2 separate regions of the Mus musculus genome follow, and region 2 is linked to region 1. A link is a loop called in an ENCODE intact Hi-C map of the cell type or tissue named here. Cell type or tissue: left cerebral cortex. All regions are shown on one strand. Links, peaks and the distances in the headings refer to the core of each region. The heading gives the core; the rest is flanking DNA.

Evidence for each region. Hi-C counts contacts between places; a loop is a spot of excess contacts. Peaks named below come from ENCODE experiments on the same cell type or tissue, not always from the same donor. Only the 100,000 strongest peaks of a DNase experiment are listed, where the experiment ranks them.
Region 2: a loop joins it to region 1, with 3 times the contacts of the local background. A loop is called at or near these places in 2 of 42 quality-filtered maps.

The regions. Positions count from the first base shown.
Region 1 is chr11:102,648,287-102,656,613 of GRCm38, reverse strand. No RefSeq gene overlaps it. Among named protein-coding and RNA genes, the nearest start is that of Meioc, 13 kb to the left of the region's middle. In left cerebral cortex, for the core only: CTCF peaks have their summits at 3,564 (motif pointing right) and 5,060 (motif pointing right); DNase peaks (open chromatin) are centred at 558 and 5,075; H3K27ac peaks cover 256 bases.
Region 2 is chr11:102,444,541-102,452,867 of GRCm38, reverse strand. Fam171a2 (family with sequence similarity 171, member A2) reads left to right here and starts at 5,205. Exons shown (of 8, transcript NM_199200.2): 1 at 5,205-5,470. The coding sequence starts at 5,353. In left cerebral cortex, for the core only: a CTCF peak has its summit at 5,146 (motif pointing right); DNase peaks (open chromatin) are centred at 6,522, 6,894, 7,173, 7,486 and 6 more places; H3K4me3 peaks cover 3,245 bases; H3K27ac peaks cover 4,040 bases.

The sequences.
Region 1 (8,327 bases), core at 189-8,188:
TTAAGCCATCAGGCTTGGGAGCAAGGAATCTCACCTGCTGAGCTGATTCTGCCCCTCCCCTCCCTGTAAGACGTCTTTATTTTCAAGACAGGGTTCCTGTGTGTAGCTCTGGGCTCTGTAGACCAGGCTGCACTCAGACTCAGAGATCTACCTGCCTCTGCCTCCTGAGTGCTGGGATTAAAGGCCTATATCAGCTCTCTCCAGCCCCCCCCCAACCCCCTATTGCACCTCCACATATCATTTAATTCTTACAGTGGTCTTTGGAGTGGTTTGTTGATGAGGTTCATAGAGATAAAGTCACTCGCCTAAAGTTCCTGCGTCTAAGTGATGAATCGAAACGTTTACTCCAGAGTTGCCTGACTACAGCACATTCCACAAACCTGTCCTGTCACCATTACTCTCCCCACCACCACCACTCCCGAGTTATCCCAGCATGGGTTTTTATTTCATCGTTATAAGCAAGTATGTTTATACAGAGTTCCTGCTGGCTTATATAAGTACATGCTCAGGGTATTAGTCACTGTCATGTTGCTAGGATAAAATAGCTGACAGAAGCCATGGAGTGGACCGAAGCGTTATTCTGGTTCTGTGTGGGAGAGCCTGTCCTGGCCATCCTGTTGGTAGAGGCATGGAGGAGTGGCTCACTTCACAGCAGAGGGAGTACTATTCCCATCACAACAGAGGAAGTAAGTGGCGCAGGCTATTCCCATCTCGGTGAAACAGGACACTGAGAGACCAACTTTAATAAACCAGGACTAGGCTATAGTCAAAAGCCGGGCCTGATTTACCTACTTCCGCTAGCTAGGCCTCACCTTCTAAAGGTTGCACAACCTCCTGTCATGAAGTATAGTCCTGTGCTGGGGTACCTGGCAGGACCATACCAAGCTGTGTCCCCGAGTAACTACACCACACAGCAGATCTGGTATAAGGGGGTTTACTGGGGGAAGAACCTGGGAAGGGGTAGGGGCAGACCAGTGGACATAGGCAGACAGGCTGGAGCAGAGGCAGGAGGGCAGAGAAGGGGGCAGTACAGAGGACAGGGAGGGAGGGAGAGTGAGGGAGGGAGAGAGGAAGAGAGAGAATGAGCACGAGAGAGCCCTGGAGTAGCCAGCAGTCCTTTTATACACATCTGGCACACCTGGCAGAGATGACAGGTGATGGAGGCAGGTGATGGCAGCAGGTGATTGTGACTTAAGTCATTACTAGGTCCCTGGGAAGAGCCTAGTGGAATCCTGAGTAAACTAGCACCTCCCAAAAATAATGCTGCCAGCTTGGGGGGTGGGGGGTGGGGGTGGAGGGAAGACCTTCCAAACATGAGCCATTGTGGGATAGTTCAGATTCAAAGCATAACAGGCAAGGGCAGATGTGGTAGCACATGCCTTTAATCCTATCACTTGGGATGCAGAGGTAGGCAGACCTCTGCGAGTTCAAAGCCAGCCTGGTCTACATAGTGAGACCCTTTTTGTTCTTGTTGTTTATGTAAATTTAAACCCCAACAGACAGGAAGCACCAAACAATAATTGCTTCTTCTCTTACACGTGACCTGACTGCACACCCCAGCCAAGTTTTCAAAGTTCAGATTCACTCGTTGTTTTATTATATTCTTAATGCTGGCTGGCCCAGGTGTTATAACTGCCCCCTTGCTGGAGCTGGCACTGGAATAAGGAAATAAAGCCAGGCTCAGCATCCACTGTAAGGTTGAGCGACATCATTTCCTGAGCAGGAGAGCCCCAGGAGTACCTGAGGTCTCTCACACCCAGTTACCCACACGTGGCCTCTCTCTATTTCCTGTCATTTGAATATGTGTGAAACTCAGTGATGTCTGCCCTTTTTTTTTTTAATTTTGAGAAATTAAATTTAAATGAATCAAAAACACATGGATTGGCTTTTCCTCAGAAGGACACTCACATTTTAAAGTGGAAAGGAAAATACATGGGACAAAGACCAGATGGATGTTTAAATATGGAAGCAGAGTTGGAATATCTGGGGAAAGTTGAAGCACTCAGGCGTGCCCAGCCCAGACTCCTCTCTCTCGCAGCTGCAGAGAGACAGGCCACCTCTGGGATGAGCAGGCCTTGCTCTGTGGATGACTGGTATCAGAAGGTATGAATTCATGATACACCAATGCCTCCTAGAGGTTATCGTGATCTCTGGGACTGAACAAGCCACTTGGTCCTTAAATTTTTAGTTATCTGTTAAAAAAGAGGGAGGCCAGGGGCTGGAGAGACAGCTCAGCAGTGAAAAGCACTCAGTGCTCTTCCAGGGAACCTGTGTTCAGTTCCAAACACCCACATCTGGCCGCTTACCGATTCCTCTAACTCCAGCTCAGGGGGAATCCATGACCTCTGGCATCTGCAGGCACCTGTGCTCATGTGCAAGTATCCATATGTACACATCACACCTAAACATATTAGTAAAAATAAATCCTGGGACTGGCGAGATGGTGCAGCAGTTCTGAGGGCGAGGAGCTCTTCCAGAAGACCCGCACTCAGCTCCCAGCACCCGTGTAGACACGCACCTCTCTAACTCCAGTCCCAGGGGATCTGAAGCCCTCATCTGATCCACTCCAGGCACCAGGCACGCATGTGGTGCGCAGACACATATGCAGGCAAAGCACCCGTACACATAAAATAAATACATAAAATGAAAATAGATCTTTAAAAAAAAAAGCTGGAATGAAGTTAGGGCATCTAGTTGTAATTAGACTTCTTCTTCTTTTTAAACACACAGCTAAGGGTGAAAATAAAGCTGAAACCCAGATGTTAATCTATATTCTGTGGGGGCGGGAGAGGGAGGGGAAGACCCACCAGAGGGTCCTCAGCTCACAAACAGCGATCTTGGCTTTTGCTTTGGTCTGCAACCCGGCACACAGGAACTCGGTACATCCTTGGGGTGGTCTTCCTACTGCACCATACTGCCTTCTTTGGGAAACGTTTCCCCAGGGAGGATGGTATCTGAAAGCTCCCCCATCCTTGATGTTCTCCCGAGTCCTGAACCCCTCCTTCTGACTCTGTTTCCCATTAGCAGCTTATGTCCACCCTGACCCAGGATGCCCTGGGGCTCTCATGGATTCTGTCACTCTTTGTATTGTCTCCCGCTAAAGTTCTTCTTCCTCATACCCCCACTTCTGTGTCCTCTGTCTATCCCTGCTTCAATTCATGCTGTGGCAATTATAAACTGTATTTCTAGGGGCCGGCGAGATGGCTCAGCAGGTAAAAGGTGATTGCTGCCAAACCTGAGTTTGATCCTTGGAACCCACAGAGTAGAAGGAGAGAGTCAAACCCACAAAGTGGTTCTCTTTCCTTCACATGTATGTTGTGGCATGCATATACACATTCACGTGTACACACACACACACATGTGTACACACACACACATGTACACACACATACCACACCACACAGAGAAAGAAAAGAAAAAAAAAAAAGGAAGGCAGGAGGGAGAGAGAGGCAGGGCAGACTGTAGAGATGGCTCAGCTTTAAGGACATGTGTACCTTTTTTTTTTTTAAGATTTATTTATTTATTTATTATATGTAGGTACACTGTAGCTGTTGTCAGATGCTCCAGAAGAGGGCGCCAGATCTTCCCAGTGGTTGTGAGCCACCATGTGGTTGCTGGGATTTGAACTCAGGATCTTTGGAATAACTGGCAGTGCTCTTAACCTCTGAGCCATCATCTCCGGCCCACGTGTGTACCTTTTGCAGAGGACCTGAGTTCAGCTCACAGGAACCATATCAAGTGGCTCACAAGCCCCTGGAACTCCAGCTTCTGAGAGATCTGCCACCCCTGGCCCCTGCCTTCGTGGGCACCTGCAATCACATGAACATACTCCACAGATACGTATTCCTATTTTTAAAAATAATTTATTTTTATTTTATGTGCATTGGTGTTTTGCCTGCATGTTTGTCTGTGTGAGGGTGTCGGATCCCCTGGGACTGGGGGAGTCACAGACTGTTGCGAGCTGCCATGTGGGTGCTGGGACTTGAACCCAGGGCCTCCACAAGAGTAGTCAGTGCTCTTAACCTCTGAGACATCTCTCCAACCCCGCATATACATAATTTTATTAAAAAGTAAATAAATACTCTTTTAGAAAGAAAGAAGGAAAAAAGGAAGGAGGATTCTTTTTGATGCCCCTCTAAAATAGAAGGGGTTTTTTTGAAAAAGAATTTTTAGTTATATTTTTATTCAGTGTTTTTGAGACAGGGCCTGATGTAGCCAAGGCTAACCTTAAACACCAGCTCCTCCTGCCTGCACCTTCGAAGTGCTGGGGTTACAGGTGTGCACCAACCTCCACTCCCAGCTTAGAAGAATTATTGCTACTCACTAACTAGTCAGAGGGTTTGGGCCAGGTCACATCTCCTCCACAGGCTTCAGTTTCTTCGCCTCTAAGATGCTAGTGTAAGCTAGCACCTACCACACACCTATTTGCAAAGTACGTGGACCTTGCACACGGAGAAGACAGCAGTGGCAGACTCCGACAGCAGCGTTGGCCAGATCCAATACCAGGTGCTTTAAAGATCCCTCCACCAAATCATATGAAAATGTTATTGTCAACCCTAACTTCGCATATGTAAACTAGAGGTCACTAAATTGAATAATTTACTCTAGATCCCTCCAGATGGTGGCTGGTGGAATTAGCCATTCTGACTCCTGAGTCCCTAACTTTACCGCTGCCCGATACTACCTACCTCTTACTACCTTGTGAACTGAGGGGGATAGTTAAAAGTAATCCCTTAGCATTGTAATGGCACTTTCTCATTCTGAAGCGCTGTTCATGTTCATGCCTTATTTGATCTTCACAGCGACCCTAAGGGTAGGTATTAGCAACCCAATTTATGGGGCAAGAACAGAGACTTATTAAGAGGGTCACGTGTCCCAAGGCATGCAGCTGGCAAAGGCACTCGGCACTCCATGACCAAGGACTGCCCGTTCCCAATGTGTCCAGTGCCTCCCATCCACCCCTCTCCTCTAGCTCCAGCGTAGTCCACCATTCTTTTCTCTGCATCTTTCTTTAAAGAGGCACTGCCTCCTCACCGTGAACCCGGCCCTGCATATACACGCAAGCAACAACAGGGGGCGCTGTGGACTAACTCACCAGTCTGGCGAATCCAAACTTGTTCTGATAAATCTTTTTGGTTTTATTTATGTTTTGATGTGTATAACTACTACTTGCATATGGTATACATTCTTAAAGGTATAAATGAGCATACAATGTACCTGCTTCCTAGCTCCCCAGTTCTCTCAGCATTTGAATGCTAGAAGTGTATGCTTACATAATAGAACGTATGGTGTTTTTTTTTTCCCACCCAGATGGTAGCATACAAATGCCCACAGGTTATCTTTTCTTCCACATACAAATTATATTATACGGTAGCCACTATCCTTACTCCAGTCATTTCAAGATTGTTTATCTTTTATGCTTTTGTTTTTGTTAGTGAGGCAGAGTTTCATGTAGCCCAGGCTGTCCTCAAACTCACCGTGTAGTTGAGGATGCCTTTGAAAGTCTAGCTGGGTGGTGGTGGTGGAGGAGGACTTTGATTCAAGCACTCCGGCGGGAGACCAGGTCTCTGAGCAGGAGACCAGCCTCCACTACAAGGTGAGTTCCAGGGCAGCCAAGGTTACACAGAGAAACCCTGTCCGAAAGAAAGAAAGAAAGAGAGAGAGAGAGAGAGAGAGAGAGAGAGAGAGGAGGGAGAGAGGAAGGGAGGGAGGGAGGGGAAGGAAAGAAAAGAAAAGAAAAGAAAAGAAAAGAAAAAAGAAAAGAAAAGGAAGGAGAAGGGAAGGGAAGGGAAGGGAAGGGAAGGGAAGGGAAGGGAAGGGAAGGGAAGGGAAGGGAAGGGAAGGGAAGGGAAGGGAAGGGAAGGGAAGGGAAGGGAAACAAAAGAAAACAAAAAAAAAAAAAGGAAAAAAGAAATTCTACTCCTCTTGCTTCCACCTTTTGCCCAGTTTCTGTGGTGCCGGGGATCGAACACACAAGATAGGCAAGCATTACTCCAACTGAGCTACATCCCCCAGCCAAGGTAACTTATCACGCAGATCAGCCCATGTCAGAATTTCCAATACCCAATCAAATGGACGAGCCAGAAGCCATTCAATCAACTCCTCTTGTACTGAAGCTTTAATAAAGGCAGCGGTGCCTCGGTGGCTTTGTGCATGCATGGTTCTGAAGGCTGGCTTCTCAGAGTTGGAGTTGTTTGTCTGCAGTTTGTAATGTCAGTCGATATTGCTAAGTTCCATACCCAAGCAGTGCTTACAACTGCATCCATGTCCACGTGGAATGTTTCTCATACCCTTGCCAACCCAGAGACTTCCACGGTGGAGTCTGATTTTCGCTTGTCCCCTAGGTGGGAAGATGGCTTCTCACTGAGATTTTCGTTGACTCTGATAATGAGTGCTCTCTGAGTTCTGAAATTCGTATATACATAATGATTAGCAGGTGCTGTTCCATGCCAGGTTGTGCTGTGGCTTCTCCCCTTTACCCAACTTTCTTTTAAATGTTAAGTATACTTGTCTCATTTATCTATCATCTATCTTTCAATCTACCTATCTTGTATCATCTATTCTATCTTTCAATCTGTCCTTCTATCCACCTATCTATCTATCTACCTATCTATCATCTCTCTACCTGGGTTGAGGGAAGGTACACACCATGACCTGTGTATGGAGGTCAAACGACAACTATTACGAATCAGTTCTCTCCCTATACACTAAGTGGGGCTTTGAGGAGTGTGGGATGGTTAGAGTCGGTCCTGAGTCCTTCTGTTTCTGAGACCCACAGCCCAAGTGTCTCCACACCCCAGCCTATACCGAATATTTGAAAGGTAGACATGTTGCAGATACTGTGACCTTATCTATGGTCAAGAGACCATTTAGCCAGGCCCTGGTGGTTCACAGGTTTGACCCTTGCACTCAGGAGGCAGAGGCAGGTGGATCTCTGTGAGTTCGTGGCCAGCCTGGGCTACAGAGTGAGTTCCAGGATAGCCAAGGCTACACAGGGAGACCCTACCTCACTGCCTTCGAAAAATAAAATAAAATAAAACAAACAACAAAAACAAAAAAACAAAAAAACAAAAAAGGGGAGGGAGAGAGAGAACCACATAGACCGTGTAGACCACGTAGACTGAGTAGACCATGCCATCTTGAATTGATAGAGTTCTGCCTGCTTCTGCCTTTCTACCTCTTGAGCACTAAGATTAAAAGCACATGCCACTATGAGCACCTATTCTTTTCTTTTGTGTGGACCGTGCCTGTGTGTGAGCACTCACGTGGAAGGCAGAGGTTGAATACTTCCTTGACTGATTCCCACCTAGTATATGGAGGTAGTCACTTTGAGTGCCCAGGTCATTATTCGGGGTAGGCTAGCCTGCCCCGTCTCCATCTGTTGAGCACTCTGGGGTTATAGGCAAGGCATCTGCCAGCATCATTTGCCATGCTTTCAGGTTACCTGGGTTTAGCTCCCAGCATCTGCGAGGCAGCTCGTAACATCTGTAACTACAAAAGGATCTGATGGCCTCTTCTGGTCTTTGTGGGCACCAGACACTTATGTGGTGCGTATACATACATACATGAAGGCAAAACATTCATATGCATAATATAAATCTAAAAGAAAAATATATTTCAAATATTGACTTATTTTTATGTGCATGGTGTTTTGCCAGAATGTATGTCTGTGTGAGAGCGTCAGATCCCCTGGAACTGGAGTCACAGACAGCTGTGAGCTGCCATGTGGGTGCTGGGAATTGAACCCTGATCCTCTTGAAGAACAGCCAGTGCTATTAACCTCTGAGCCACCCCTCCAGTCCCTAAAAGAAAAGTTTTAAGTGGAGCTTAATTAAAGAGAAGGTTAGAATATCAATACCTCCGTGTGAAGGCTCTGAACCACTTCTCAAATCTCTCGTTCTTTGTGGCCCAGAACACTTTACCCCACAGGTGAGTCCCAACCTGTTGCAGACATCTGTCTGCCCCTTAAACCGCCTCCTCTGTTAGCTGTGAAGCACCCAAAGGCCCCCTTTTTGCCCCTCAGACCAAAGAAGGAATCAATGTAAGAATGTTTGTCTATTTATTTGTCTAGGTAGGTTCTGTTTTGGTTGTTTTGGGTTTTTTTGGTGGGTGGAGGGTGGGGAGGTTGGTAGCCCAGGATGACCTTGTACTTTTTTACCTTTTTGCCTCCACCCCCAAATGCTGGGGCTACCAGGATGTGCCTGGTCTATACAGTGCTGAGGGTTGAACATAGAGCTTTGTAAAGCCAGGCAAGCGCTCTACCAACTGAGCCATGTTACCGGTCCTACACAGGACTTTCAATGGGTTTACTTTTGCCTTCCAGCTTC
Region 2 (8,327 bases), core at 310-8,309, 200 kb after region 1:
TTTGTTTGTTTGGTTGGTTGGTTGTTTGGTTTGGTTTGTTGAGACAGGATTTCTCTGTGTAGCCCTGGCTGTCCTGGAACTCACTCTGTAGACCAGACTGGCCTTGAACTCAGAAATCCACCTCCCTCTGCCTCCCAAGTGCTGGGATTAAAGGCATGCACCACCACTGCCCAGCTCTGGTGCGCAGCTTTAAGCTATGTGTTTTACATAATTTTGGAGGGACAAACCTCAAAATAGTCCAAGACTTGGGAAAATAACCTTCACCTCTTCTGTCTGTTTCCACAACAAAGACCTTTACAGTGCTATTCTGAGGGAAGAGAGGCAGAAGAAACCGGCTGAGCTAAACTTGAAGAAGACAGTGTCACACCAGGGAGGGGACAGCAGATGTTGTCCGGTGCAGCCCCCTAATGCTGACCCTTCTGAGGAGACAGATCTTCCACTTAAAAAGCAGATGGGGTATAGAAGGCAGATTTCCAGCTGTGAGGATCAAGGTCAGGTGGCTTGGTAGAGGTCAGGCTATTCTCTGGAGTCCCGTGGAGTTTGATGGTTCACATGTGCCAGAAATGGGTTTTGAGCACCTAACATGTGCTTAGACTATTCCAAAGCTGGGCTGAGCAGTGAATAAAGCCAGTCTCTATCCCATGGGATCTCTGTTCAAGAAGATGAATGAAGTAAACCAAGAAATAAAGGTGTAGTCAGTGCTGGCCAGGGCTGTGAATGGAAAGGGGTGGGAAGAGTCTGTAATCCCAGCTATTCTAGAGGTAGAGGTAGGAGAATCACAAGTTCACAGCCTGCCTGGACTACAGGGTGAGTTCAGGGCCAGCCTGGGCTACAGAGTGAGTCCAAGGTCAGTTTAGGCTACAGAATGAGTTCAAGGCTAGCCTGGGCAGCTTATTCTGAGAATCTGAGATTCTGACATGATGTCTCAAAAAGTAATTTTTAAAAAAAGATTTTTATTTATTTATTATATGTAAGTACACTGTAGCTGTCTTCAGACACTCCAGAAGAGGGAGTCAGATCTCATTACGGATGGTTGTGAGCCACCATGTGGTTGCTGGGATTTGAACTCAGGACCTTTGGAAGAGCAGTCGGGTGCTCTTACCCACTGAGCCATCTCACCAGCCCCCGTAATTTTTTATATATGTGTAGATAGATAGATAGATAGATAGATAGATAGATAGATAGATAGAGATAGATAGATACATAGAGCTCTGTTAGGTCTGTTAGGGTATTTACCTAACACACAGGAAACTCTGGTCAGGTTCAGTAAACCAGGAGTGGTAGCACAAACATGTTTAACCAGAATTCATGCAGTAGAGAGAATAGGATCAGAAGAGTTGGAGGCTAAGGAGTTGCAGAGACAAAGTTTGGAGATGAGACGGAGGGTAGGACCATGCAGAGACTGCCCCATTCAGGGATCCATACCATAATCAACCACCAAAAGCAGACATTATTGCATATGCCAGTAAGATTTTGCCCACAGGACCCTGATATAGCTGACTCTAGTGAGACTATGCCAGTGCCTGGCAAATACAGAAGTGGAGGCTCACAGTAATCTATAGGATGGAACACATGGCCCCCAATGAAGGAACTAGAGAAACTACCCAACGAGCTGAAGGGGTCTGTAACCCTATAGGAGGAACAGCAATATGAACTAACCAGTACCCCCTGAGCTCATGTATGTAGCAGAAGATGGCCTAATCGGCCATCATTGGGAGGAGAGGTCCTTGGTCTTGCAAAGATTATATGCCCCAATACAGGGGAATACCAAGGCCAGGAAGTGGGAGTGGGTGAGTTGGAGAGCAAGGTTGGGGGGAGGATATAAGGGACTTTTGGAATAGCATTTGAATTGTAAATGAAGAAAATATCTAATAAAAAATTGTTTAAAAAAAGAGTTGGAGGCTAGCCTGGGCTACATTAGATTCTGTCTCAAAAGGGTACTTTGAGTGTATGTCTGTCACTGGCTGCTATTGTGTGTCAACCTGACACAAGCTAGAGTCCTCAGACAGGAAGGAGCCTTGGCTGAGAAAATGCCTCCATGAGATCCAGCTGTAGGACATTTTCTCAGTTCTAGCACACTAGTGATCAATGGGGGAGGGCCAGCCCATTGTGGTCCTGGGTTTTATAAGAAAACATACTGACAAGCCAGGGAAAGCAAGCCAGTAAGCAACCTCCCTTCATGGCCTCTGCATCAGCTCCTGCCTCCAGATTCCAGTCCTGCTTGAGTTCCTGTCCTGACTTCCTCCACTGATGAGCTATGATCTGGAAGTGTAAGCCAAATAAACCCTTTCCTCCCCAACTTGCTTTTTGGTCCTGGTGTTTTTCGTCAAGTCAATAGAAACCCTGAGACAATGCCTTTCCTCAGCATACCACCCTACTCCCATTCCTCCTTAATAACGGTCCTATTTCTATCACATTTTTAGAAAGTAAGGAAAAAGAAAGCTGAGACAACTTTCAGTAGGGGAGCAGTCGTTTACTATGTCCAAGACCCTGAGTTCAATCTTCAGTACTGAGGGTGGGGAGAAAGACAGAGGAGGGTGATGTGGAGAGGAGAAGGGGGATGTGGAGAGGAAAGGGGAGGGGAGGAAAGGGGGTAGGGGAGGACAGGAGAGAAGAGAGGAGAGGAGGGAGGCTGGAGAGATGGCTCAATGGTTAAGAGCACTGACTGCTCTTCCAGAGGTCCCAAGTTCAATTCCCAGCAGCCACATGGTGGCTCACAACCATCTGTAATGACACAAAAATCTGTCAGAGAGCTGACACCCTCTTCTGAAGACAGCTATAATTGTACTCATAATACATAAAATAAATAAATAAATCTTAGGAAAAAAAGAAGGAGAAGAAGAAGAGGAGAGGTGAGGTGAGGCGGAAGGAGGCATGGAAGGAGGGGAGTGGTGAGGAGATATCAGTGGGTGCTGGTGGAGGCGCCACTTCCCGAAGTCTTCAAAGGGAAGCCAGGTAGTCAAGGACAGGGCTCTGACGGTTGATCTGAGGCAATGAAAGAGCCGTTCCCTGCATGGAGCAAAGTGTTCAGAAAAAAAAAATTTCTGCCAGTAACAAGGGGGCAAGTTCTGGCAAAGAGGGAGTTGCTGAGGCTGGAGCCGGGTGGGGAGGGCCCTGGGGTACTTGTTTGTTAGGGAGGCAGGGGTGGTGGCTGAGCAGACACGCCTTGAACACTGAATTCAATGCTACGTGTCCAGGGACAGAAGAGGTGCATATATTCACCTCACCAGAGCCCATACTTGATTGTACCCAGAGGGGTAAAATGGTAAATCCTGATAACAATGATTTGACATCCATGCATGGCAAGTTCCAGAACAGGTTTCTAGCTGGGTGACTGAATATCTAAGTAAAGATTAAGCCGTGATCCTTGAATACCAGCCAAATTTCCTCTGGAGTCAGTCAGTCATTGCAACTGAATGGCCCAGACCACCTATCTTGATCCCAGCAAAGCATTTTAGCCTTGGGCCTCACGGACGAGAGAAATGTGAGCGGGATTGTAGTGGCTGGGATTTTAGATCTGAATGATCCTGATAAAACTGGGGTGCGGTGGGGGGGTCTCTCTGGGGTGTCTCAGCTCCATGTCAACTCTGGGCTGCCTAGAGACATCAGGAGATCCTTGAACGAAGGCAGCAGTAGCCTCTCTGCCCCACAGATAACTCCTGGCTGTGGCAGGCACAGGGATAATACAGTGGGCAAGCAAGGCAGATTCCAGGGAGCTCTGACAGATTGTGAAGTCGGCTTGAGACCAACACGATGAAATTCACCAAGGAAGAGCGCTAAAGCCTGCACTTAGGTTCCAAAAAAAAAAAAAAAAAAAAAAAAAAAGTTACATAAGCACAGAACTGGGAAATATGGTTACACGGAAATCTCTATTAAAAAGGAAGAGATGCTGCGTGCAATCCCCTCTACCCTTGGCTGGCTACTCCAGGGTCTGAGGTGGGGGGCGGGGGCGGTGAGAAGAAGGAGGAGGAAGAGGAAACAGATGGAAATGAGGGGAGGAGAAAGAAAGAAGGAAAAGAGGGAAAGAGGAAAGGAAGGGATGAAGGGAAAGACCTGGTGACTTTGCCCCCTTAAGTAGAGAGACTTAGTCAGAGGGAAGCCTGCTGCGTCCCCTAGGGGAAGCCATCCTTGTCATAGGTCTCCTGGGTAGCAGGCTGTGCTGAAGAGGTGACTGGGCAGAGAGAACGACGCAAAACAGAAGCTAAGGGATAGTGACAGCCAGAAACGATAAGGAGAGAAAGGTTGTTTGGGAGCTTGTCTTCAAACATGGGGTTCAGCGAAGGAAGATCCAGTTTGTCAATCAGGATGCCGGAACCAATGGGATTCTTTTGTGGGGGGAGGCGTCTGCTTCCACTTCTACAAAACCTCTCTAGCCAGATGTCTCCTCCAGAAGGAGGTCTTATTACTCCAAGGGAGGCAAGCCCCTCCCCGGCCAACAATAGCACCACTTACTGCACCGGTGCACCTGTCAGACTTGTGTCAGAGGACCAGGAACTGGCTATGTAGAGCAAAGTGGCCTTGAACTCACAGAGCTCTTCCTGTTGGGATAAAAGGTGCCTGGCATTCCTCCACCATCACCCCGAACCACCCCTCACACACACCTTGGTATCTCAACCACGTTACTAGGTAGAGATTATTATGATTGTCACTTTAAAGGATAAGTGAGGCTGAATATAGCGGCTTGCATTTGAAATCCCAACACTCTGGAAGCGGAGGCAGGAAAAGGGCCATGAGTTCGAGGTCATTCTGAACTTCAGACCATCCTCTTTAAAGCAAGAGAGGCTAAGAAGGCTGTAAGGAACTTGTCTTGCCTGTTTCTGAATGGAAGTCATGGGGGGCGGGGGAGGAGGCTGACATGACCACAGGTCAGCTTCCCAATGTTGGATGGAGACCGCAGCCTCCTCAACACTACGGAGCTCTCGGTGTGGGAGAAGAAAATTCTCACTCTTTCCAACTACAGCCCTTAGGAGTAGGCAATAGCCATTCTCCTACCCCTCAATTTTACACCACATCTCAAGAGCTCTCCAACCCCAACCCGGGTAATTGCCCCCTAATCGCTGCACTCCATTGCTGTCTGGAATCTTGGGTTACCGGGTGGGGGCTGCCGGGTGGGCTGCAGGCAGAGCCGGGCCTCGAGGGGGCGGTGCCCGCTGGCCCGCCGTGCCGGGTGTCGACTGCAGGGGGCGCTGGCGGCCGCTCCGGGCAGAGACAATCGCGCCGAGCGGGCGCCGCAGCCGGAGCGGGAGCCCAACCCGGAGCTGCACAGAGCGGTGCAGAACTGGGGCTGAGCGGGGCCGGCCGATCAGGGCCGGGCGGCAACGATGGACCGCTAGGGCCCGGCCGAGCCCCGCGATGCCGCCGCCGAGTGGCCCCGGCGTCCTCGCGCGGCTGCTGCCGCTGCTGGGGCTGCTGCTCGGCGGCGCCTCCCGGGCTCCCGGCAAGTCTCCGCCGGAGCCCCCCAGCCCGCAGGGTGAGTATCGGCCTCGAGGGGCGGCGATCGTGGGCCTGTACCCTGTGATCGGCTGCCACCGCTGGCCCCCTCTTCACGGTGCTAGTGACTTGGGATGCATTCTGCTCCCAGGATGGCGGGGGGAAGGCGACCTGAGATCGGTGCTTCTGGGGGAGAGATTGGGGGACTGTTTGCTGCGGGGGTCTTGGGGAGACACAATGGAGAGGGCGAGGGTCTCCAGGCTCGGCGCTGCCGCCTCCTCCGACTTGTTTTTCTCCCTCCTGGTCCGCGAGGCACTGCAGCCAGAGCTATTGTCTGCGGAAGACACCCGCCCAGGGGCGGGCTGGGGCGGGCGCCGGCTCCGCAGCCCCCCGCGGGTCCCTAGCTGCGACCCAGGCTGGGTGGGGGCGCAGACATCGGCTGCCACCCTGGCCGGACTGGGGCTGGGAGCTTAGAGCTGGGCTGCGAGGGGGGAGGGGAGAGGGGGAGTGGGTGAGGCTGTAGGCGGGATTGACTGCTCGAATGGGGTTTTCACCCAGGAGCCTGACAGCTTCTAGCCAATCCCCCCCCAGGTTTAGAATTTGGGGCTCACCGAATAAACACTGATCAGCTCATGCTAGAGGGAGGGGATGCATTTGGAAGGGGGGGGGCGAGTACAGGCGTTATTGTGATTCCCGGCTCAAGGCGCATGGCAGGGCTGTGGTCACGGAGCCATGCTGAGCTGGCTGGCTAGCTGTGGGCAGTACCAGCTGAGAGGGCAGGTGTCTGGGTCCTTGTCCAGCCTGTCTCTTGCTACTACTCTCTTCTACCAGCTTCCCTTCTTCATTTCACTCATTCCCCCGCCCCCAAAGGAGACCCTGACCCTCCTAACGCCTAACCTGGCCCACATGGGTGTGTGAGGTGAAGGTAGAGCTGGCCCCTGCATTGGGAGCTGGACACCCTGACTCCACAGCTCACTCGTGGGTGCTCTGGGCCTCTCTTCTCCTCATCCCTGCTTCCCTCTCCCACCTTTCTGGTTCCTGCGCCACCACCCCACAATTGCTCTTCCTTCCCTGCCTGCGGTTCCATCCTGAAACAGTGTTCTTTGCTCCTTATGCCACCCCCCCCCCACACACACACACACCAGAAGCTAGCAGGAAAGGCGGAAGGCGGGGGTCTGGTTGAGGGAAGTAGGGTCCGGATGAAGGAAGGAGGTCGGATTTCCTCCTGGAACAAGGCAGGGCTAGCCAAGTGGAGAGATGCAGATACTGTATGGAATGCCAAGCTTTGAGGGTGGGGAGGGATCTTCCTGTGCCTCAGTCTCCCCTAATCTCCCAGAGAAGAGGCCCAAGCTAAGAAGCTTCTCCTCCTCCAAGGCCCAGGGGAGGGAGGAAGGGCCCAGGGAATTGGCTGGAATACAGCCAGAATAAGGGGCTCTCTCAGGCAGCTGGCGGGGAGCCCAGGCTGTGGGGAAGCAGGGAAAGGAGTCTGCTAGACACCTGCCCCACCTCCCAGCTTGGTGCTGACTTTCCTTCCGGCCTTACCTGCCCACCTCTGTTTTGTTTCCCAGGTCCCTCCTCTACCTCTTTTGAGGCTTTGGCCCTTGAGCCAAAAGGCTTCCCTCAAGTGACAAAATTTCAGACTCCAGGATCCTCTCTTCCCAGCTGCTTTCTCCAGCTGTTCCTAAGCCTAGAATGGGGCTGGGAGCAGTCAGACTCTTTTAGCTTCTCAGAATTCCTACTGGGGCAGGAGACTGCCACTCCTTGGAGAGCCAGCGTGGGAGTGGGCAGAGTGGGTGCCCCACCCTAACAAGCTAGACTCTGGCCTATCCTGGAGAGGGAGGTGGGCTCTGGGAATAGCTGGATGGGATGCCAGGACCAGGCGTGGTATCCTGCTTTGGAAGCCTGAGAAGAGACACCTGTCACTGTGGAGTGTCAAGTCGGTGAAAGGCCTTGAGGTTCTGAGGCTGCCCACGCCCCCCAGCCCCGCCCCTTCTTCTCTCCGCTCCAGGCTCCAGGCTCCCTCTCTACCTGGGATTTCCCCCAGCATCCAGTGCATCCTCCACTTGTCTCCCAATCTATGATGCTCATTAGGAAGGCGGGGGCGGGGCCTAGTCTTGAGGGAGAAGCGGGTGCTGAGTGGAAAGGGTTAGATGGCAGAGGCGACCTGTGGAAATCCATGAGAGTAATTTAAGTCCTCATCACCCACCCAAACCCAAGCACCTCGCCTTCAGGGCCAGAGTGGCCAGGTTACCCTGGAGGAAGGGAGGTGGGGGACGGGGGGGGGGTTTCACAGATAGCCTGGAAATTTAAATGTTTATGCGTCCCAGTCCCTGCACACTCTTTCCCTTGGGCCTGGGTCTGCTTTCCGTGTAGCCCATCCCCATCAGTGCCCCAGCTCCTTTGCTTGATCTCCCGGGAGGAATGAGGGCGTTGCCATGGTGAGTGACTGTCGCTGACCAGCTACAGACTGTGATGGGAGGGATCAAGATACTCCTTTGAGCTTAGGAGCTGGGGCAGGTCCCTAAATTTGAAGGGTTTTTGGATAGGATCCTGGGTAGAGGGTGTGTGTAAGAAGTGACAGAGTGACAGGTTCCTTGGTGGCTTGACTTGATTTTTTTTTTTTTTTTTTTTTTTTTGTTCCTTGAGAACTCAAGCTTCCATCTTTCCTCTAGGTTACTCGATCTTGCCCTCTCCCCCTCCACCTGAGGCTCCCCATTCTCCCAGGGCTCATTCTTTCTTGGTCTCTCTTCTCCTCTTCAGACCATTGTTCTTTTAGGGTAGACTGGCTAACATTTTTTAACTCTAGAAGTAGACTACTAGGTTCAGAGCTCAGATTTCTCACTTAACTGCAGTACAAGGACTTAACGCCTTCTAAGCCTCACTTTCTTTATCTGTAA